2 separate regions of the Mus musculus genome follow, and region 2 is linked to region 1. Evidence: chromatin loops called from intact Hi-C (ENCODE). Cell type or tissue: heart. All regions are shown on one strand. Each heading gives the region's core, and the rest is flanking DNA. Links, peaks and the distances in the headings are about the cores only. Region 1 has its middle 54 kb from the start of Gm32142. Region 2 holds the start of Cep68 (centrosomal protein 68).

What was found. Peaks named below come from ENCODE experiments on the same cell type or tissue, not always from the same donor. Only the 100,000 strongest peaks of a DNase experiment are listed, where the experiment ranks them.
Region 2: a loop joins it to region 1, with 2.2 times the contacts of the local background. A loop is called at or near these places in 2 of 42 quality-filtered maps.

Annotation. Positions count from the first base shown.
Region 1 is chr11:20,526,617-20,538,172 of GRCm38, forward strand. No RefSeq gene overlaps it. Among named protein-coding and RNA genes, the nearest start is that of Gm32142, 54 kb to the left of the region's middle. In heart, for the core only: no CTCF peak of the experiment used is centred there; DNase peaks (open chromatin) are centred at 5,845 and 6,085; H3K4me3 peaks cover 1,547 bases; H3K27ac peaks cover 1,541 bases.
Region 2 is chr11:20,239,786-20,251,341 of GRCm38, forward strand. Cep68 (centrosomal protein 68) reads right to left here and starts at 9,639. Exons shown (of 7, transcript NM_172260.3): 1 at 9,522-9,639; 2 at 2,101-2,453; 3 at 1-913. The coding sequence starts at 2,412. In heart, for the core only: CTCF peaks have their summits at 3,622 and 5,321; a DNase peak (open chromatin) is centred at 3,596; H3K4me3 peaks cover 276 bases.

The sequences.
Region 1 (11,556 bases), core at 3,563-8,562:
TAGGCAAACATGCACATTTTTATATATTGGAATCCGTAAATACTTAAGTCTAGCCAGACATAGTGACACACACCATTATTCCCAGCTCTATGGAGGCAGAGGCAGACAGATCTCTGACAGTTTGAGGCCAGCCTGGTCTACATAGTTCCAGGGCTGCCAGAGGTACATAGTGGTCTAGACCCTGTTTCAAAACAACAAAACAAAAAAGTCAAAGTAAAAAATTATTTTACTATAAAAAGCCACAACATAACTGACAAAATGTGACATTAAGCAATTGTCCAGCCAGGCATGCAGGCTTAGCACTTGGGAGCGAGAGAAGAGTGCTTTAAGTTTTGCCAGCCTGGCCTATACAGTTAATTCAAAGATCCATTTCAAGGAAATTTTTGTTTAAGTGAGATTCCAACTTGAGGATTGGTCCACGGTGACCAAAAAGATACAGAAAGATATAGCCAAGTAGGAAAAGAATTGGGAGTACTGAGAGAAAGTGTTTTCAGAAGAGGAGGGAGACATGAACCGATCCCACCCTCAAAAAAAAAATGCCCTCTGGTTTGTTTTACAGATGTGTGTGGAAATTTAAGCTCAAAGAAGTGAAGTCGCTTATTTAAAGCCACCTACATCTTGGCTTTATTCTTGGCCCATCCTTGGCTCACCACCATATCCACTGCTCTCTTCATCCCATGGAATATTCATTTCAGGTTCTTTGTTTTATTTGAGACAGTGTCTCACTCTGTGGTCCTGGCTGAACAGAAACTTGCTCTGTAGACCAGGCTGGCTTCAAACTCAGAGATGAGCTGCTGGCCTCTGCTGGGATTAAATGTGTACCTTCCTGCTTTGCTTTCAAGTTTTTCAGCCGCAGCAAAGGCAGGGGTAGTGAGGAGTGGGGTCAGGAGGAATTGGTGGTCACATGCTTGGCTGCGGTTTCTACCTAGCCTTTGCAGAACTTCTTCCCCAGGCTTCTGGTTGTCAGTGTTTAGCTTTTTTTCTTGTTGGGAAATATATACTTGAAGTGGGCATCTCTATGTTCACCACAGTGGCATCCTATCCTGAAAGAGCCCTTACATATCAGCTCCAGGTGCTCTGTGCCCTCAAAACATCTCCAGGAGGGGTTATCAACATTACCACTATTATCCCCATCTTACAGAGGCACACAGAACTTTACAAGATTGCTGAAAATCAGACACAGGGCTTGAATCAGGGTAGCTGTTCCCAAATTGTTATTGTGGAACTGTGCAGCTCAACCCAGACTTCCATTCCAGGTCATAGGGTCTGGGACTCCTCTGATGCTAGAGGACCTAAGGACTGTCCCATCTCTCCTTTAGCCTTTTGCCCTTGTCTCTGATCGAGGACCCTTTATTGTCACTCTACTGTCTCCTTCCCTGGTCTTTCCCTGCTGCCATGGAGGAACCTAGGCCTTCCCTACTGCTGAAGGCTGTTGTTGCCTGGGCTGAGAGCCAGGATAGCCCATCTGGCCTCTTGCTGTTGTAAAGGGCCAACTATGGCACCCCATGAAGGCAAAGCTGCTTTGAGACTCAAAGCCAATCACAGGGGTATAGGTTCTCTGCAGAATACCTTGTTATCTCAAGCAGACAGATTCTCTTTAAAAGACTCTGGATTGAGAGGCCGGTGGTGACGTAATGAGAATTTTGGTGTTTTTACCCAGGTGTGGGATATGGGGCTGCTTCAGATTGTCCACAGCAGCTGACTATGATTTGTCTTGTGCTCTGGCAGAAGCATGATTTTGCCAGCTGAAGATAGTTTAATGTCTTTCATTCTGGTGACTCTCGAGAGGATATATAGATGTTGATTGGCTAGACCACAAAACCTGGACTTGCCTCAAGGCACTCAATACTCCTAATGAGCAGGAAGTTGTAACAAGATGGATGCCCCCTTTCCCACCCTTCTTCCTCTCCTACTTAGAGTTGGGAAGTTAGAAGGATGGTAGGAAAAAGAACTCAATAAAAAATAACCAGAAGTTCTAGTTGCAGGTGAATGCCTTTAATCCCAGCACTCGGGAGGCAGAGACAGGCAAATCTCTGAGTTTGAGGCCAGCCTGGTCTATAGATGAGTTCCAGGACAGCCAGGGATACACAGAGAAACCCTGTCTCAAAAAAACCAAACCAAACCAAAAACAAACAAAACAGGCCAGATTGTGTGGTCAGTGTTAGAGCACTCGAGCATCATGTGTGAATCCCCTGACTTGGTCCCCAGCACCAACTAAAGAGAGAAAGCTTGAATAAGGTTTGGGTCCTGCTGTATCACTTGCTGGCCTTGTGTTCTGGAAACTAGATCAAGGGCTGGAGTATAGCTCTGTGGTAGAGCTTGGACAAAGTCGCTTTTAGTTGTGACTTTGAACCTGGGTTCCTCAGTCTTAAGAAGATTAAATGGATATGTTAATGCTCATAACAAAATGACTAGTGTACAGTAAAATTCAGAAAATGATCATTATACTCTTCGAGTCCCAACTACAGTGTCTGGGAATCTGACCGTTGGGGTTCCAAATTGTTTCAGTTTTCTGAAGGGTAGGAGGTTGGATTGTAGGAATAAGCATGACCCACAGCTTGTTATTAATGCCCCTTCCGTCTAGGCTGAGGGAGCAGAAGTTTGACAGCTTAGGAACCAGGTGAAGAGGAGGTAGGAGAGAGGGGCTCCATCCTCAGTTGGTTCCCCCCCAAACACCTGCCAGTTCCTGCCTCTCACCTCCCAAGAAGACCACTCCTCTCCACATGCTGCTCTGGCCACCTCTCCTTTTCCACCATTGCTGCACCACTGTATCTATCACCTACAAAGAAATGTGTGCACTCTCTCTGCCCAGTGCCACACCCTGGATCAACCCTAACATAGGGAACTGCTTCCTGGAAATGCTCAACTCTCCCCTAATTATCCTGGCTGCACACTTGAATTCCTTTTTACCTCTAAATAAAGGCCTGCTTTTTGTTAAAGTTCTATTCTTGAGTTGTTTCTCACATAACACAGATGACCTTGAACCCCTGATCTTTCTGCCCTATCCTCCCAAGTGCTGAGATTACAGGGGTATAGAACCCCACCTGGCTGCTAAAATTTTAACTATTCATTGCCTATTTGAATTTCTTTAAAATATCTTCTTATACTAACACATCTGTTTGTATGTGTTGGAGTGTGTTCATGTACCATGGTGCATGTGTTAAGATCACAGGAAAACTTGTCAAAGCCTGTTGTCCCTCAGATTTAGTGATTGAACCATTCAATGGCCTGAGTTCCAGTCTTAGTCCAGGGGCTTTTGGTTGTTATTTTTGTTTTGTTTTTTGAGACAGGATTTCCCTGTGTAGTCCTGGCTGTCCTGGAAGTCATTCTGTAGGTCAGACTGGCTTCAAACTCAGAGATCCACCTGCCTCTGCCTCCCAAGTGCTGGGACTGAAAGTGCCGACTACTGCTGCCCAGCAAATTCTCTTCTCTTAATTATTTTTAGACTTTTAAAAAATTATTTTATGTCTCAGTGTTTTGCCTATACATGCAAGCCTGGTCCTCATAGAAGTTAGAAAAGAGCATTGGGTCTCCTGGAACTAGAGTTATAACTGGTTATGAACTACCATGTGGCTGTTAAGAAGTGAACCTGGGTCCTCTGCTAGAGAAACAAGTGCTCTCCAGTTCCCAGGAGACATCTCTGATGTGTAGTTATAAGGAGGTATACACTTTGTGGTTTAGGCCATGCTACAAAGAAGCCAGTTATTCTCACAGATGGAAACAAGTGTATCAAAGATGAAAGAAGCCTGTGTCCTAACTTTAAACCTGATATGATCAAAAATTTGCTCTTAGGCCAGGCAGTGGTGTCACATGCCTTTAATCCCAGAACTCGGGAGGCGGAGGCAGGCAGATTTCTGAGTTCGAGGCCAGCCTGGTCTACAAAGTGAGTTTCAGGACAGCCAGGGCTACACAGAGAAACCCTGTCTCCAAAAAAAAAAAAAAAACAAAAACAAAAACAAAAACAAAACAAAAATAAAATTAAAAAAAAAAAGAAGAGAAGAGAAAAGAAAAGCTCTAGGGCCTGGGGAGGTGGCTCAGTGGTTCAGAGCATTTGTCGATTTTGTAGTGGACCTGGGTTGAATTCCCAAAATGCACAGGGTGAGTCACAGCAATTGATAACTTTAGTTTCAGGGGATCCAATGACCTCTTCTGACATCTGAGGGCACTGAGCACAAATTGGCACACATATATACACACAGGCAAAACATTCACACATAAAATAAAATGGACGAATCGAATCTAAAACAACGTCCCAGGTCTCACAGACATGCAGACCTGAGTTTAACTATAAAAAACCTCAGAAACTATATAAACCCAGGCAAGCTATCAGAGGTCTTTAATCACAGACTTATCCTACGATAAGCCCCCCCAGAAACTTGGCTGATGCAGGGATAACCTGGTATATGCAGGCATGAACACCAAAGAGCCCCTATTTCAAACAAGGCGGAAGGTAGAGACTGACACAGACGTTGTTCTCTGGCATGTGTGTGTCCACACTCACACAGATGAATCCCCACATACACGTGTATGCACACAAATAAACAGGGTCAGAATTTAGCTTAGTGTTAGCGAGTACTTGCCTAGAAAAGCACAATGACCCGGCTTCGGTTCTCAATTCCAGGGGGAGCATGAGAAAGAAAAAAAAAAAGATTAAAATGTAATGAAAAAATTAAAAACCAAGAAAAATTTTGTTTTGTTTTAAAACAAATAAAGATATTAAAATCTTAACATAAAGATATGCTCCCCTACCCCGCCCCCAAGCCAGGTGGTGCAACACTGAGGAGCAGAGGCAGGCAGAACTCTGAGTTCATTAGAGTCTTGAAAAAACCAAACCAAACCAACCAGACCAAAAAAAAAGTGCCCCTATCCCTGGCTTTTCTTGCACATTCGCTTTTTTATTGTAGGCAAATACACCAGACAGTCCAGCTGACTGGATCTGAGAATAACCCTTGCAAATGGAATTCAGCATCCTTTACAGGGGCAAAATGCTATAAAAATCTTTGGTTGTTTCCAGAAGTCCTTGAGTTCTTCAGGACTTAGGACAGAAGAAAGAAAAGGCAATGCAGATGTGCTTAGCTGTAATAGAAAAATATAAGGAATTGGATAAGTGAAGAGATAAAAATAAAACCAATACGTGGAAACAGGCAAGGGGACCCCAAAGTTATCAGTGAGAATGGAGGAAGAACCACAGGGTGGAGGGAGGAGGGGAGAAAGAGATGGTGTGCCATGGTGTGTGTGTGTGTGTGTGTGTGTGTGTGTGAGAGAGAGAGAGAGAGAGAGAGAGAGAGAGAGAAACTAAGACAGACAAAGACAGAATGGGGGCAGGAAGAGAGACTAAGTTTCAGGAATAGGCAGAGTGAAGAGAGGTGCCTGGGTGGGGGAATCCCAGAAGAGGCCATTTTCAAAAATTCCAGTGGAAATTCCAACAGCCACGCTACAAACACACACAGACCGTGTAATGCACTGTGGCATGTATTCTGTCGAGGCTAGAGGGAATTCTTCCGACCAGAGCAGAGAGATTGTACGTTTCACAGATCTCAATTGCTCGGTAGAGACTTAGACTCGCGAGGAACCCAGACGTTCGTGTCCTTTGCGGCTCCAGACCTTTGGGTTATTGTTCTTCCTTCTTTGCCCCGCTGAGTAGGATCGCGTGGGGGCTGCCTGTGCTTCGCTTGTGAGTCTGAAGAGGCTCTGCGTGCGTGGTCCGTGCCCCTTTTGCTGTGCCCTTTCAGACACTCTAGCTCTGCAGCTCGAGCCCCGCCTGCCCACGCCCCCTGCAACCCGCCCTCCCTTCTGCCCACACCCCCTGTAGCCCGCCCTACTTCTGACTACGCCCCCTGCAGCCCACGTCCCTCCTACCCACGACCCCTGCAGCCCGCGCTCCTCCTACCGACGACTTCTGCAGCCCGCTCCCCCCCACCCCCCGCCCCAATCCCGGCCCAGGTCCTCTATAGCCAGCGCCCCCTGAAGCTCTCACCTCTCCTGCCCACGTCCCCTGTAGCCGCACCCCTCCTGTCCACCACCCCCCCTTCAGCTGGAGCCCCTTGCCCGCTTGAGAGGAGCAGAGCTTGCTACTCCGTGACTTCCCTGGGCTCTTGAGCTGCAGGAGGGACCCTGTGACGCATCCTCCTGGCATTAGAACACATCACCTTCTATTTATAGCCACTCCTCCGACCGCAAACCTTTTGGCTTCCTCATCGTGCATGAAAATTCTCATCAAGAACCAAAGATTCCAACCTTCAGCAGCTAGGAATCCTATGCTACCCGTTCTTCTAGTTCCAAGTAGAAACGCTGCAGGTCTAATGGTTTCTCTGGCGCAGGGAATCCCTAATCTTCTAAAGCTTTAAACTTTCGCGACTTTATTTTTGCATACGTTCAAAACATTTCTAGTGAATTTGATCGGTCTCTTGCAAGTTCATGAAATATTCTCTAAGAATTTAATCAAGCCAAGCAAGCACTAAACTGGCTGAATTTTGGGGAAAGATGTTTCTAGGTGGTTTTCTGAATCTGCTAAAATCTAACAGTTCTAAATGTAACATATATTTGGAAGAAGGGACACTGTTATATATTTCAAACAAACGGAAAGATTTTACTTTTATTTTTAATTGTGGCTTTTAGATACTGATTTTATACTTTTATATGTTCATTATTCATGTAATTATACGTGGTTATAACTAATTCTTACCTAGTCACATTGAAGTTTGCAGTAACTGGGACCGAATTTTTAAGGCTGTAATTTATTTCTCATAATTCTGCTGTTTCCCCCATCAATCTAAAGAGGAAGCCTGACCATTGACTTGGCTTCTACTCAGTTTCACTTTCTCAACAGCAGGAATTCCAGAGTAGATGGCCCTTTAGATTTAAGAAAGAGGGCTGGATAAACATACCTAGTTATGGATTTATTTTTAAAAAGCCTAGCAAACCACAGCTTAATCCGTACAAAGGTAGATCTGTGACCTCAAAACACAAGCAGAAAAGTGTACAATGAGCCGTTCTTGCTAACACATAGGCTATGAAAGTCTTGCAGCTATGGAGCAGTTTCACTGTGGACAGTACCATTTAAGGACTTTAAAAAGACCACCACAACAACTGTTACATGCATTATAAAACAACCTTTTAATGACATGACCTTGTTAGGGACAATCTGGTAATATCTATCACATTTTAGAATGTGCATATGGAGGGACAGTTAAGAGCACTGGTTGCTCTTGCAGAGGACCCTAGTTCAGTTTTCAGCACCCTACATGGCGGCCCACAACCATCTATAACTCCAGTTCAACCTGATACTCTCTTCTGGTTTCCCCAGGTACTGGGCATGCATGCAGTGAACACACACACACACACACACACACACACACACACACAAACGCATACACATGAAAAAAAAATTAAGTTTTTTAAAAAGTACATATTCACGGAGCAGCAATTCCACTACAGATTTCCTAAGCAGAGCACATGTGAAATCATATCTGTTGCAATGCTTACCCTAGGAACCGACTAGAAGCAATACAAATGTTCTATACCACGGCACATCCAAATTAGGATTTGTTTTGTAGGCCTGAAGAGTAAAACCACTCCTTTAGTACTGACATGGAAGTGACTCCAAAATACAGCAGTAAGAAAAGTACAAAAACTGCTTGATGCAGACACATCTGTGGTTTCAGGTAATCCAGAGGCAGAGGCAAGAGGAACACTAGAGCCCAGTGATTCCAGTCTAGCTTGGTCAACACATTAAACTCTGGGGGGAAAGAGAGAGAGAGAGGAAGAGAGAGGGAGAGAAGGAGAAGGGGGGAGAGAAAGAGAGAAAGAGAGAGAGGGAGAGAGGGAGAGAGAGAAAGAGAGAGAGAGGGAGGGAGAGAGAGAGAGAAAGAGAAAGAAAGAGAAAGAGAAAGAAAGAAAGGAAGAAAGAAAGAAAGAAAGAAAGAAAGAAAGAAAGAAAGAAAGAAAGAAAGAAAGAGAGAGAGAGAAAGAGAGGAGATTTGTTGGATGTTTGTGTTTGGTTGGTTGGTTTGATTTTTTTTAAGACAGGTTTTCTCTGTGTAGCTTTGGCTATCCTGTAATTTGCTCTGTAGCCCAGGCTGGCCTCAGCTCTTACAAATGCTGGGGCTAAAGCACCACCACCACCCCCAGCATTGTTTGTTGTTGTCATTTTGTTTTTTGTTTTTTTTTCTTTTTTTAAAAAAAGATTTATTTATTTTATGTATATGAGTACATATACATAGCTGTACTGATGCTTGTGAGCCACCATGTGATTGCAGGGAATGAAGGTTGCTCGCTCTGGTCGCCCCCGCTGGCTCCGACCTAAAGATTGATTTATTATATCTAAGTACACTGTAGCTGTCCTCAGACACTCCAAAAGAGGGCATCAGATCTTATTCTGGATGGTTGTGAGCCACCATGTGGTTGCTGGGATTTGAACTGAGGACCTTCGGAAGAGCACTCAGTACTCTTAACCGCTGAGCCATCTCTCCAGCCCTGTTTTTTAATGAAGAGTTTAAGGCTACCTTGGAGTGTATGAAGAAACCCCATCTTACATATTCACAAAGAACAAAAACAATATGCAGTACTATTATTTACATTGGAAAGATAAACACTCATGTATATGTTAACTTCAATATACTTCATGTACATGAAGCTAGCTGAAGGGTTTGCCTCCTGGTAGGAAACTGAGAGGAAGGGAATGGGGTTGGGAGAGAAACTTACTTTCTATTATCTGTCCTTTTCTATTTCTGAAATGTTTCACAAGCATCTGTTGAAATTTAAGCTAAAAGTACTTTATACTTTCTTTCCAAATCTACCCAAGTATGCTAGGTCCTCTCTTTAGCTTATAAACGTGTTAATCTTTAGAGGCAAATCTTTGGATTGGTCTTTTTCTAGACTGTGAAGCCCTCGGAACACACTGCAGATATGCAGTGTGTGCATTCTGAGCTGCCATTTTGGATAAGTTTATTGTGAAACCACAGAGAGCCACAGTCCCCTCCTCAGTGTTCTTTACCTAGCTGCCCCACCCTGAACCTCCGTAGAAGCGCTATGCGGAGAGGTTGCTAGAACTGTGTCATGAGCACAGTTGAAAGACAGAGCTGTGTGCATGTCCCCTCTTTATACCATGGTGTGTTGTGGATGGGATAACGACAGACTGACATCCATTATAAAATAACTAATTGAGACTTTTAGCTCATCCATTTTACATTGCTGCACACTTAAAAGAATGGATGATTAGTCAAGTTTAAAGAGGTTGATACATATCTGTGGACAAACAAATGTTTTGGGTCCACTTGTATATGAGTAATTTGCATATAGCATTTTCCCAGAGACTGCAGAAAAAAAAAACCCAGTTCAAAATTATTATTGGAACCTGTAGAGGTTTAAAACAGTCTCTTTGGTCTTAAGTTGTTTGAGTCATTGGTTAAAGCTACCTCCTTCTGTATCCATTTTCCCAAAGACCAATGCACTTAGATCTTGTGGTTTGGGGAAAGCAGAAATGGCAGTGGGCAGTCTCACCCCATAACTTAAACAACTTGAGACCCAGGAGATACTTGGCTCTGCTTTTCTTCTTCAGCATCCTGGCCTGGAGGAAATGGCCCCAGGAGCTAGAAAAGCAGGCTGGGCTCCTTTGACTATTACCCCTGCCAGCTACTTTCTCTAGCTCTATAGTGCACGGCTAGCCCTGCTACCCTCTCCTGTTTCTGTGTCTGCACAGTCAGTGGCTCCTGCGATGCTGCCTGTCTCAGAGAAACCATGTTAAGGTTAGATGTACTCTCGCCAACTGCTTAAGAGCAACGAGGTTAAGTTTTGTGAATGGTGAATTTGAGCGTTTTCTGAGGAAGAACCACTATTATAGCCTATCTGCAAAACCTCAGGATACAGGGGTTGAAGAAGCCTTATTTCACAACTGTCCTAACATATATAAGCCTATGTCTCATTGTGCATAACAAGGAGTATATAAAGGCAAGGTATGTATTTTAACATTGTAACATGATACCCATGTGTCTACCACCCATTTTAATAAATAGAGCACTACCAGCCCCAAGAAATCCCTGTAATAACCATTTTTAAAATGCCTCTTTTGGTTTTATGTCCAGAAGTTTATTTTCCTGATTTTTTTTATTGTTTTATTCTTTTTTAAATGGGGATGGAATCCAGGCTTCTTCCTTGCAGATAAAGCCTCTATCACTTGCTTCTTTTCATTTTTGCTCTTACTTGTCTGTCTCTTTTGCATGTACATGCACATTCACCCATGTGCACATGCATGAGAGGCCAGGGGTCAGCCTCAGCTAAGGAGCCCCTTCCTGTTCTTTTCTTTTTGAGATAGGGCATCTCACAGCCTAGAACTCACCATGTAGGCTAAGCTGGCTGGCCAGCAATCCCTAGGGATCTACCTCTGCCTAGCTCAGCGGCACTGGGTTTGATAAGTCAGTGCCACTCTGCCTACTTTGTTTTCTTTTTTCTTTGTTTTTTGTTTTTAACTGGGGGTCAATTTCAGGTACCTGAGCTTGCAAGGTAAGCACTTTAGCAGCCAGCACCTTAGTAACTGAACTATCCTCCTCCCCGCTCCCTGATTACTTAAAAACAAAAACTTTATCTACCTGTCTGTCTGTCTGTCTGTCTATCTATCTATCTATCTATCTATCTATCTATCTACCTACCCATCCATCTATCTATTTACTTGTTTTTGTGTATATGTGTACAGGCAAAGGCTTGCATGCAACATGGCATGCATGTGGAGGTTACAGGAAACTTGTAGCAAGCAGTTGGTTTTCGTCTCCCAAGTGGGTCCTAGGGATCACACTCAAGTTGTCAGGCTTGGTACTGAGCCACGCAACCACCTGCCCTCTCCCTTTTTAATGGTAGTTTTTACAGTGTTTCGCTATGCTGCTTAGGCTGGCCTTGAACTTGTGATCCCCCCAGGTAAGTCTTCCATAGTAGGTAGGGAAGACACCTGATTTGATTGTTTGAATGCTTTCTGAAAAATATGTTGTCCAGTCTTGCATGTGCTTAACCTGCAAGTAGAATTCTGCTTTTTTTTTTTTTCATTTAATGTTCTCTCTTTTGAGATAACCCTGACCAACTCACTACTTTGTCTTCCCAGCACAGACCTCCAGCCAGCTACTTTTTGGATTCCTATATTTCTCTCCTGAGAAGTCCTCTGCTGGCAGATTTTTCTCCTCAGAATTGTTTGTTCACACCCCTGCTAAATAGTCATCTTAGAAAACTGAGGTCAAAAGCTGCTAGTGATGGCACAAGCCTTTAAAACTCCTGGGGCAGAGGCAGGAAGATCTCTGACTTCAAGGTCAGCCTGGTCTACAGATGGAGTTCCAGTATAGCCAAGGCTACACATAGCTAGGGCTACACAGAGAATCCCTGTCTCAGAAACAAACAAGCGAACAAAAACCAAAAGCAAAAACCAAACAATATCAACAGCAACAAACCAAATTCCAGAGCCAATGATGTAGCTTAGCGGGAGAGTATTTGGCTAGCATGGTCATGGTTTCCATCCCAAGAACCAAAAGCAAAGGGGAGCTAAGAATCACTTTCTGGAAGCTGAGTAAGATGGGT
Region 2 (11,556 bases), core at 3,168-8,167, 290 kb before region 1:
GGCAGTCCTCCGCTGTGCCCCTCAGGGCTGCCTCTCTGTTCTCCCAAGAAGCATCTTCAGTGCCTGGGGCTCTAGGGGTTGATGCAAGCTGGTTCCAGGATGACAAGCTTGTGCCACCCTGTTTCTGGAATATTCCCAAGGGCCAGCGCTTAAGACATGACTCTCTGGCTCCAGAAAATGGCAGAGTAGGCACTTCTGCTGATGAGCAATTGTGGGAGACATTAGTGGGTGACTTTAGAGTACTTGCTGGGGAGACAGACAAACTGTCCAGATCTACACCTGAGTCCTGCAGAACAGGCTCAGTCAGGACATGACTTTCAGGTTGCTTTGGGAGCTGAGGCCCAGGCCTCAGTGGGTAAGTGTAGTCAAGCAGATCTTCATACTCTTTATTTGGGTCCCAGAGTGCGGAGTGGCGGTTAGGGGAAGGAGGCAGAGAATTTGGCAGCGCACAGGCCCAGTATTCTGCCTGAAAGGAGAGGTGTCTCTTACCCAGGCCTGTAGCATCACTGCCAGAGGTCAGAGGCTGTGCTGACCCCTGGAGCGGAGGCCCTGCCCCCACCACAGAGTGGGCTGCCTGGGGTACAGTCAACTCGGGAGAGGAGACATTGGCAAAAGAGGCCCTCTGAGGTCCTGCCTTCTCTTGGTGATCCTGAAGACTGCTGCCCACCGAGGAGGCAGAGATGCTTCTGCTAGAAAGCTGAGGAGCACCTGGGCTCACCGTGGACTTCCACTGTGGCGGGAGAGGGAGACCTGAGGTGTGTGGTTGCTGGCTGAGGCCCAACACCTGAGATGGATCAAGCGTAGCCTGGAAGTCTTCACTGTCAGCCTCCTGTCCTGAGCAAACAGTTATAGTTCCAAAGACTTGAAGAGCTGGAAGTAGGTCCTGGGAGGCAGGAAGCCTGTCTTCCTCCATCTGCAATAACAAGGGGGAAAGGGCACTGTGTTGAAACCAAGCAGACTTCTTGTTTCTAAGAACAGTTTTCTTCACAAGACTGGGGGGGGGGGGGGAATAGGGAAGATTATCAATGAAAACGAAGTTGGTCTAAGGATCCTACGGTTAAACCGACTGCTTGGTATACTAAGAAAAGGAAGACGAGCAGAGCGTTCAGGGGATTTCAGGGTGCCCGCTGCTAGTGCTTAGTACCGAGACTCATCCTATTTCGGAAATCTCCTGTAATGAAGCCCTAACCACCTTTTCCTAAGTTACTTAGTCACTTTGTGAGAGGAGAACTCAAAGACAGTTCTGCCACCTCTTTGACTATGGGTCGTGGCAAGTGAAAGATCTCTCCATCACCACTAACCGTGGGGGTAGGGTGGGTGTGCCCTCTTCAGTTCATGCCTCAGTATACTCTGGCAAAAGGAGTCCCTCTTCACTCTGGACCTTCATCTTTAGTGAGTAACTCACCACAGAAGGAGACAGGGTAACTAACATGAGGCCTTAGGACCAGACTGACCTGATGTTAATGCACTGTTTCTACCGCCTTCCGTAAGGTACTATTCTTCTCACAGGACGGGGCTCCAAAGACAGAGCCAAGGGCCACAATGCTCAGATCAAAGCTGTTCCTGCGCTGAGGTAGGCTGAATATAATCGGTTGCCAGAGCCAGGAGGAGCAGTCTCTCCCACTACAAGGGCTTAAAAGATCCAGAGCCTTGCACTGGCCTTAGAACATGGGGGATTCCCTGGCCCACATGGCTCACTAGAGAGGGCGCTGCCTTGTCCTCCAGTCATGGAGAGCAGAGACAGCTGCGCACGAAAGGAGCGTCAGGTTCTGACCAGTCCAAGAGGATTTGGTCTGGGAACCCACAGCCCTCTACCAAGTCTTCCCAGGGTCCCCTAGAAGCTTTCAGATCACTAAATCAGAACCAGGAAGGGGGTGGGGGGGTTCCCTTGTAACGAGACCCCTGATCCACAGTAGGTTCCTGGTGAACTTGTCACTGTCCTTAAGAGGTCCTCAGTGACTCTTTGGGAAGGTTCAGCTCTCCAAGAGAACCTGTATAACAGCCCATACCTGGATCCCACAGCTCCCACCTTACAGTGGCCAGGACAGAGGTTAACAGTCAAGGAAAGGACACCCCCACCTCAGCTCCCACCATACTTACTTGGCTGCCCATAGAGTGTAAAACCTCTCCAGTGCCCACACTGGCAGAAGGAAGCGGGCCTCTGAGGGGAGGCTTAGACCTATCTGCTACTGGTTCTTTGCTGGCAGTATGGACCCGTGACAAGAAAACTCCCGAGATGCAGCCAGGGTCAGCTTCAGCCCTCCACAGTGGCCCCCCCTCAACACCCAGATGTAGGGGCTGATCTGGTTCAAGCCCTGAGGGCAGCAGCTTCCCAGAGTTCCACCTGCCACAGGATGGGACCTTTGTGTTGACAGACACTTCTGCCTCAGCCTCATCTTCACTCAGGGCCATTGAGCCTCCTCTATCAGGTTTCCTTTGAAGCCTTCAGGAACCTACAAAACCAGAGAAGGAAAAAGAAAAACAGATTTTCAGCCGGGCGTGGTGGCGCACGCCTTTAATCCCAGCACTCAGGAGGCAGAGGCAGGTGGATTTCTGAGTTCGAGGCCAGCCTGGTCTACAAAGTGAGTTCCAGGACAGCCAGGGCTACACAGAGAAACAGTCTCGAAAAACCAAAAAAAAAAAAAAATGTTAAAAAAAAAAAAAGAGAAACAGATTTTCTTGATGTGTGCATCAAAATCTTGATTTTAAGTGAAAACACACTTTTCTGGCCAAAGGAATAGTGACCATTTCCATGGCCACGTACCAAGGTCTGACTCGTCCTCAGCCCCAGACGCTTTCAAAGGGAATGCCCAAGTATGACTCTGTCCTCTGTAGTTGTGGTATTGTCTCCCAAGAGTCAGGACAGGTGTAACCAAGCAAAAGACTTGGGCAGCCTGTGCTGCAAAAAAAAAAAAAAAAAAAAAAGGCAGCAGAAGAAAAAAATGTATAAGCCAGCTGATCTGGGAGGAAGACCACACCCCAAGGCCATCTTCCTTGCCTGGAAGCTGAAGGGACAGGAAGCACACAAAGAAGGTAAGTGCAGGCTAATGGGTGTGACTAACACCCTGACCCTGGCTGGCCTGAGATGCTTTTGAGTGCAGCTCTACAGGTGCAGTTCAGGAAAAGGCTTGGGCCCCGTGTGTGTCGTCACCTCTTTACCTCAACCTCATTAAGATGTCCAGCTGGTCTTTGCCAGGCACAGCCCCCATAGTGGTTCTCTTCAGCCAATGGCTTGTTGGTTAGCATCCTGAGTCTGGGTCTGTCCTTTCTACCCCAGAGGATAGCAAGTTCAGGTAGCCTAGGACCTCACTGGGCTCAGGAGGATGCTTCGAACTATTTTTGGTGGGAGGAGACAACCAGACTATAGACTGGATGGGGCTTCCCATTCTCTGACCAATGACCAGAAACAGATCAGCGCCCCTTCTCAGGCTGCTGTGGTGTGTGCCGTAGAAAGCCGGGTGATAATGGGGTGAGTTCATGTGAGAAAGCAGAGCAGCCCAGGCAGACTGGTGAGGGAGGAGCTACAGAACAGGAGCTCCACACAACAGAGGGAAAGCAGGCTGGCCTCAACAGGCCAGCCAGTGCTCCTCCTGCCACTGGGGGGCCGACAGGAGGAGATCTAGCCTGAAGGGCATGCACGTGGGTACAAGGCAACAGTGCGCACGGAGTGTGTGCAGTCACCTGCACTGGGACTAACCTCAAAACTAAAACCTGGACAGGAACAGCCTCATTTTCCTCAGAGACTAGAAGCTGACAAGGCAGGTAGAAGTGGCCTCCTCAGGCTCATCCTGTTTGGCTTTCACACTAGGAAATGCAACTCAGGTAGAATATGAAATTCCTGCTCCCCCTTAACTGGGCACGTGTGGCTCAGGCCATTCTGACAGGACTTCAGAGAAAAGCATGCATTTTAAATGCAGCCAGCTCACTCTTGTAAGCGTCAGACCCTTCAGGGCTAATTCGACCCCACCTGTTTTCTGTTAGGAACAGTGCCTAACCTTTCACATAACAAGCCAAGTATTTCCCACTGAACAGTCCCACAAACACAGGCAAGCAGTATTAGTTTTTGTGTGACTCCTATCACTTGATACATACACAAACACAAGTTTCTTTCCACACCTATACTTTAAAAGTGCTGAACAGGGCAAGACATAGTATTCCAAACCTTGTCTCTCCCCACCTCAAAAGAAGCCCCCCCCCCCAGGAAATACCCCAAAACAGCACTAGGGATTGAACCTAGAATCTCAGAGCTCGTCTGGAGATCTAAGGGCAGTATAGCTCCTGGTATATCCTTGATTAGTGACCAGTCCTCTGTTAAGGAAAGTTATTCCCTTCAACTGTATTGATTTCCCCACAGGCTTTATAGCAAGCAGGAAAAAAGAAAACAAAAACAAAAAAAACCAAAAAAGCCAAGAAGGGTGAGGTTAGAATGAAACCGGATCACTCAGTTTTATTATAACTGGCACTGGACTAGGACTTCTAGAGTCTGCCCCACATCATTTTACTTTAGGTATATTTAAGCACAGCACAATTTTGGAAACAAAGTTTCCTGGTAACAATTAACTTCAGCCCCTGAATGCAGCACAGCTTAAGGAAGGCTCACACTGAAGCTCTTTACAAAGTCCATATGGCTTCAGCAGTAAGCTGGGTTCTTGTTGCCTCAGAAACAGTGCCCAGGATAAGGGTTTAGGGAGAATGACTGAGGTAAAGATAATGGCTGTGGGTGTCGGGACTGGCCTGGCTCTAAGATAACTGAGAAGTCACTTAGGCTGTTGTAATGCACAAGTGATATCACGCATAAGAATGGGCTTTACGGCTGAAAGCAATGCTCAAGATTTAGGGGGAAGGGTCTGGAAGACAGCAAGGGATCACCAGGCTCTGAAACTCCATCACTCCTGGCATTCTAGGCAGAGCTGCTACACACACCTCACTCCACTGAAGAGGTAAGCTGTGTGCTTCACTGTCCTGCCTTCTCCAGTGTGTATCTGTGTGCACAGGCCCTCTACACCCAGCCAGGATGGACACACAGGGGAGTGAAGAAGACAGGGGTGTCTGCCTCCCCAGCCAGATGCACTGAATCCACTCTGGCTGTCAACGGGGAGACACATGAAGCTGGACCCCTCTCACACCTCACATCTACAGTCGTCTGCGTGCTAAGGAGCCAAGTCTAGGACCCAGCTCTTGATGAACCAAACAAGGATCAGTAAGAGCACAAGTCCAAAGGCACCCAGAGCCAAAGAGGGTGGGCGAGGACCGGGAGAGGGAGCGGCGAGTTCTGATGAGAGATTTTCATGGAGCCACATCCTCACCTTGTGGCTCCTTAACAAACTGCACGGACTACTTGTGTGTGTGGTGTGTTCTTACTGATCCTTGTTTGGTTCATCAAGAGCCGGGTTCTGGACTTGACTCCTTAGCACGCACACGATTCGGGAAGGGAGGAGAATCTGGCTGCATGAAAAGACATGTAATAAAAATGTGTTTCTTTTTAAATGAGCATTCGCACCCATAACACATAAGTAAATGTAATAAAAGTTTTTCTTTTTAGAAAGGCCTGAAACTTGGGGATTTCCACTGAAATAGTACTTCTAAAGATAGAATATATGTGGTTACTCTCCCAGTTCAGAGAATCGAATTGTTTACAATCTGATTATGAATCTGCCTACTAAATCACAGTCTATCCTGCACTGTCGTCTTGCCGCTCTGTAAAAGTGACTATGATGCTGCGGTTTACTTTGGCTCACAGTTCAAGAATGCAGTCTGCCACCACGGGGAAATCCTGGAAGGGGACCCATGGCTGCTGGTGACACTGCATGTGCAGTATCGCATGAAGTGATGCCTGCTTGAGAGACAGTGCTCACATTCTTCCTCATCATCCATTCTGGGGCCCCAGCCACAGGTAGGGTGGTACCCACCTCAATTAACCAAGTCTAACAATCCGTATAGATACACCAGAAAACTGTTTCCTACATGATTCCATATCCTGTCGGGCTGACAATAATAACCATAACTCCATACCCAAACACACTTAACCACTGTCAAGTCATGGCCTTCCTTCTTTTGTCCCCCACCCACTAATAGGTTCATTGCAAGATAACTAATGGAAAACACGTTCAGTCCAACATAAAAAAGAAAACTCACACTTTAACAGATCCAATACTGATTAAACATGTAACTGCAGGGGGCTAGAGAGACGGCTCTGAGGTGAAGAGCACTGACTACTCTACCAGAGGACCCAGGTTTGATTCCCAGCATCTACATCGTGGCTCACAACCACCTGAAATGCCAGTTTTAGGGATCTGATTATCTATTCTGGCCTCCTCAGGCATCAGACTCGCATGTGGTACATACATAGATATACATACAGCCAAAACACTCATATACATATAAAAAAAGCATAGCCACCACTAAGTCTCTTCTGAAACTCAATAAATCTCTGATGTGTAAGCTCCTATACAATAAAAAACCAAAGTTACATACTTGCAGCATCGAGTGTTTAGGATATACACTCCCATCCCCACAGGGAAGAATGCAGTGATAGCAAAGAGTACGATCAAAGCAAGACCAAGCGCAGGAGAGCAAACACCAACTCTTGCAGCTCCACAGGAGCTGGCATTTGGGACCCATAATGCAACACTTTGGGTTCCAAAGGGCTTGGGTAGCCCTGCCTTTCCAGATGCTTGTACCACCTCTCTTGAGTAGGCCCCAGTCCACACATGCAGCTTTCCTTTACAGATGTACCATGTTTAGTCATTGCCAGCATAAAAAGTAAACGCTGCACCCTGCTCCTCTTTATGAGAAAGAGCACAGAACTGCTACTCAAGGGACTACTTATCCTCTAGCATCTTCCAGGGAGCACCACAAACTCACCCTCAAACCTCTCAGGTAGTTCTCAGAGCCTGCAAAGGCTACTTGACCCATCAGCTATCACCATGTTCAGCACTGTGTATATGTTAACAGCAGGGGACACCTGACCTTTCCTGGTATCTGTTGAGTCACCCTCAAGCAAGCTCATCCCAGCTGCCTGCCTTCTTCCCACACATTCCTGTTTAGAGCAAATGGGAGAGGACTGGCAAGTTGGGGAGGGGGGGCACTTTCACTTCTGTCTAACTCATTCAAATAGATGCATGATTCACCAAGGAGCAAATCTCTGAACAACAAAAAATTCCCGTGTGATTCTTTAAGTAGCAACTCCCTTGGAAACAAATGCATGCATCCCAACTGTCAACATTTCTGTTCTGACAAGTGCTGTCTGTGTACCCATGGCCACTGACAGCCACCTGTACTGGCAGGGATGCCCCTTTCAGTTTGGGGCCTCAACAATGAAACGTCACAGGACTCACAGGTAGCGAGAAATGCCATAAATACCCAGCAGCAGATCATGTCTAGTAAGCAAGAAAGAGGAAGGGAGCGAGTGGGAAGATGGAGCCCAGCAGGGCTTGGAGCTTCAAGGCTTCTGGAGTGTCACAGTGGAGGTCACGCTAGGCAGGACGGCAACAGTGAAGTCCGTAATGACAAAAGAGAAGACAGACTTGAGCTGGCTCTGAGGCTAGCTTCAAGCAGGGTGGATATCAGGAAAACTGTGGTCACAGATTGAAGAAAGGAGACACGTTCTCACAAACTGCCCTCTCCCCACCACATGCAGTATGCTGCCTCTGACCTCCACACAAAATAACTGTTTCACATGATGGGGATTCCTGAGGAGAGCTATAGTGAGGGACAGATACAAGCGACACACACTGCATACACATATGAAAACTTCCTCTTTAGAATTAGCTTTGAGGTTTTATTTTTGTGTACATGTATGTTGTACCTACAGAAGTCAGAAGAGGGGTGGGTCCCCTGGGACTGAAGTTGTAGAGGCCAGGTTGGTGTTGGGAACTGAGCCTGGGTCCTCTAGAACGGCAGCCAGTGCACATAACTGCTAAGCGAGCTCTCCAGCCCCTATATGAAATGTTCAAAAAATTAAAATTTTTAAGAAATTTCAACTTTGTGGTCATGTGGGTGGATAGTGGTGGTGTAGTGGTACTGCCCTGACAGAGGGGTGGGCAGTGGTGGCCCAAGGCCTGGTACATATTTTCAGAGCCTCTTCCTGCCACAACAGGGTAAGGACTTTAAAAGCATAAATCTAAGAATACTCTCTGGGGTCAGAGCAGCAATCACAAAAGGTTTGAGGGATGGCCTCAAGACAGAAAGACAGACACCAGAAGAAGCAAGAGTTATACAGATATTTGGTAGTGGTACCTGGGTGGGTGGGTGGGTGGGGCATCTTAAGACAGGTCTCTGTGTTTATATAGCTCAGTCTCAGAGATCCACCTGCCTCTCTCTCCCGAGTGCTCTGGTAGGTCTAAGTATTTCTTCTTATCTTAGGTATTTTATAAACCTTGGAATTGGCACTATTACTCTTCCTAGCCATGTTTTTTTGTCCTGTCGTGCTGGGGCCTAAATTCCACTTTATAGATGAGAGAACTAAGGCACACGTGAATTTATCCTGAATTAGTAGTATGAAAGGGACTAAAGTCTGAATTGATTCAGAGAGCCCAGCTGCTTCCTTAACCTGTAAAAATAATCCAACAACTTAAAGGCTTTTAAAAGTTCCGGTTCCCTCAACGTTGGGCTTCACTTGTTCTTGTTTTCTTTTGGTTTCCTTCCCTTACAGACCTTTCATCCTGTTAGGGGGCGGGGAAACCACTTCATTGCCAACCCAGGCCCATATGGGCTGCCCAGAGAAGGGTATGTTTTTCAGTTGTGGGGGTAGGGAAAAAGTTTTTAAAAGCTTCTGTGATGATGTGAAGCTGGGTTCCCTTACACCCACTGTTCCTAAGTGATCCAGAATTTAACCCAGTCCGCTGGAGAGAACTAGGTGAGTAGTGGCTTGTATTTGAACCAAGCCCAAAGCAAAAAGTGTCGCAAGCTGTATACCAGACTACCTCTTTCCTTGTCTCGGACCCCATCAATTCCCAGTAAGGTCTACTCTGCTCGGGCACTGGGAGTTTTTAGCTTTTATTATTATTTTTTTAATTTTTAATTGAATAAAACATGGTAATTATAAAATTACTAAGTTTGGGGCATGTGCTCCCGGGCTGCTGAGACTGGCTAACAGGTGACAGATGACAAGGGTAGATCTTAGAGATAAAAAGTGCGCCGCTTTGCTTTCCTCCTCCGGATGCGTTCACTGGGCCATGGAAGCAGCAGCCGTCCAGACGCGAGCGGCTGTGGCTGTGACCCGCCGGTTCTCCGCGACCAAGGTCGACGCGCGCACAGCTGCATGGGGCTGCCAGAGGTGCGGCCCCACGCGCTCTGCAGGCCGCGCTGGCCCTCCACAGCCTGCCCCTCCGCTCGCCTCCACCCGGCACGGTCCGCAAGATGGAGGCGAACGCGCGAGGCGCCCCCATCGCGGCCAGCCTTTGTGCCCTCCAGGCCGCGGGCCTCCCCCAGGGTCCCCCACGCGGAGCCCCGGGCACGAGGGGAATGCCCCGACTCGAGTCTTGGCGCCGCGACACTCGAGCCGGCCACAGCCTTTTTACCTCACTCCACACCGCCGCACGTCCCGAGCGACCCGCGTAGCTGGGCCAGGGTCCCAGGCGGCGACGACGGGGCCTCCCGCGGGCGCCCGCACTCCTGGGGAGGGAGGGCCAGGCGCCCGCCACGCCCTCCGCCCTTGCCGCTTCTCCGCGGAGGACGCCCCATGAAGCAACCAATCCAAACTCTCCGTTCGGATGCTTCACCAATCCACAGCTCGTATCTGCCATGGGAACCCGCCCCCTGCAGGACCCTGGCCTATGGGTGGCCGGAGCTTCTTTCTCCGCTGTCCGGACGCGCGTGCCAGCTGGGTGTTCGCGGTCCTGGCGTCCACGCAGGCCCACGCGGATAGCAAGGCGCGCTCTCCGCGGATCGAAGGCTTGCGGTGTTTGGGTCGACGTGCTCTCCGCGGCTGGGAGGGTGGTTCCAGGCTTGGTGCTCCCCTTTTGCGTTGTGTGGAACCCCCAGGGCATGTCCGAATCTGGGCATCGGGCAGAAGTTGGGCGAGGGGACCAGGTGTGGGTCGAGCTCCCTCCCTCCCCCCACCCCCGGCCCCTCGCCACCGTCCTGAGACTCTGAGGCTCAGGAGGCCCAGCCTGTCTCACCAGTAGTGGGAGAAGGGACTTCCACAGTGTTCTGGGCCTGTGAAGTTTAGAGAAGGAGCTGGACTGATCTTAACACGACAGAGACTTAATCCAACCTAAGACCACAAACTTAACTGCCAGGCTGGCCTGCCTGGCCATAGTGCTCCTTCTGCCTCGGCTTCCCCAGTGCAGGGAGTACAGGCAAACCCTATCATGCCCAGCTTTTTATTTGGCTTTGTTTTGTGTGTGTGTGTGTGTGTGTGTGTGTGTGTGTGTGTGTGTGTGGAGAGAGAGAGAGAGAGAGAGAGAGAGAGAGAGAGAGAGAGAGAGAGAGAGTGAGTGTAAATTTCATCGTATCCCAGGCTGAATTTGAACTCCTGATTTTGTCCCAGTCTTCCCCATACTGGGTGTTTTAAAGTAAAAGTGTATTGTTATATGCAAGGCCTTGAATTCTCTCTTCAACCCAGAAGGAAAAAGTTAAAAAGGAATTCAGAACCGAAATGTGTCAAATAGGTAGGTAGCATTTACCAGCGTGTATCCAGTTACTTGTTTAAAGGAAAAAATAAATAAAGGACGTATGAAGTCATTTAGCAGTAAATATGGTAATGCGATTGAGCACCTGGATGGTCTCAACCAGATGTGTTCTGTACTCTTCTTTGACTTTGGCCCAGCGGCCTTCTCTAAGTGTTCTTGCTCAGTTGGAAGGGCGTCCTGAAACACAGAAGCCCAGGAACCACACTGCTCTAAGAGGAAGCCTCCTAACTGAGGTGTTGCAGCTCCCAGGGGGAGGGTATCCCCAGCTCAGCCCCACTCCTGTTCTTTCCTTCTCTTCATTGCTTCTTGGCTTCTGATGAGAGAGTACCACCAGGCAGCAAAGCTCATAAAAGATATTTATTGGAGGGTCCAAAATGTGGAGGGATGAATCCAGGGGTGGCCACCTCCGCTCCAGGAGCAGAGAGCAGGGAATTGAACAAAGAGCAGGGCTTATATAGGGTTTCTTAGTGGGTGGGGCTTTTCAGGACAGAGATTTCCAGGATGAGGATTGGTAGGATTTCAAGTCCTGAGCTTGGGGAGCTCAGGGATTGGTGGATTCTTGTGCTCAGGGATTACTATGTTTTTGTTTGAAGCTCAGGGATTGGTGGGTTTTTTTTCCCCACCCCTTTTCCTTGCATCGGGCCTATGGGTTGGGATGGGAGGACCTTCCCAGCCACAGGCTGCTTTGGCTGAGGCTCCATCACTGCCCAGCTGCTTGGGGAGGCTGGACGAGGTGTTGCCATTGTGAACAGCTCCTGTGATGGTTATTTCACGGTAAGCTGAGATGGGAAAAGTGGTACCAGCTTCTGTGGGGCACCTCCTGCAGACTGAGGAGATGGCGTTGTTTTGATAGTTGCTGTTTTTTGATAACTCCAGTGGTGGTGGTATTTTACAGAGGCAGGCTGGCACCAGTGTGACAGAT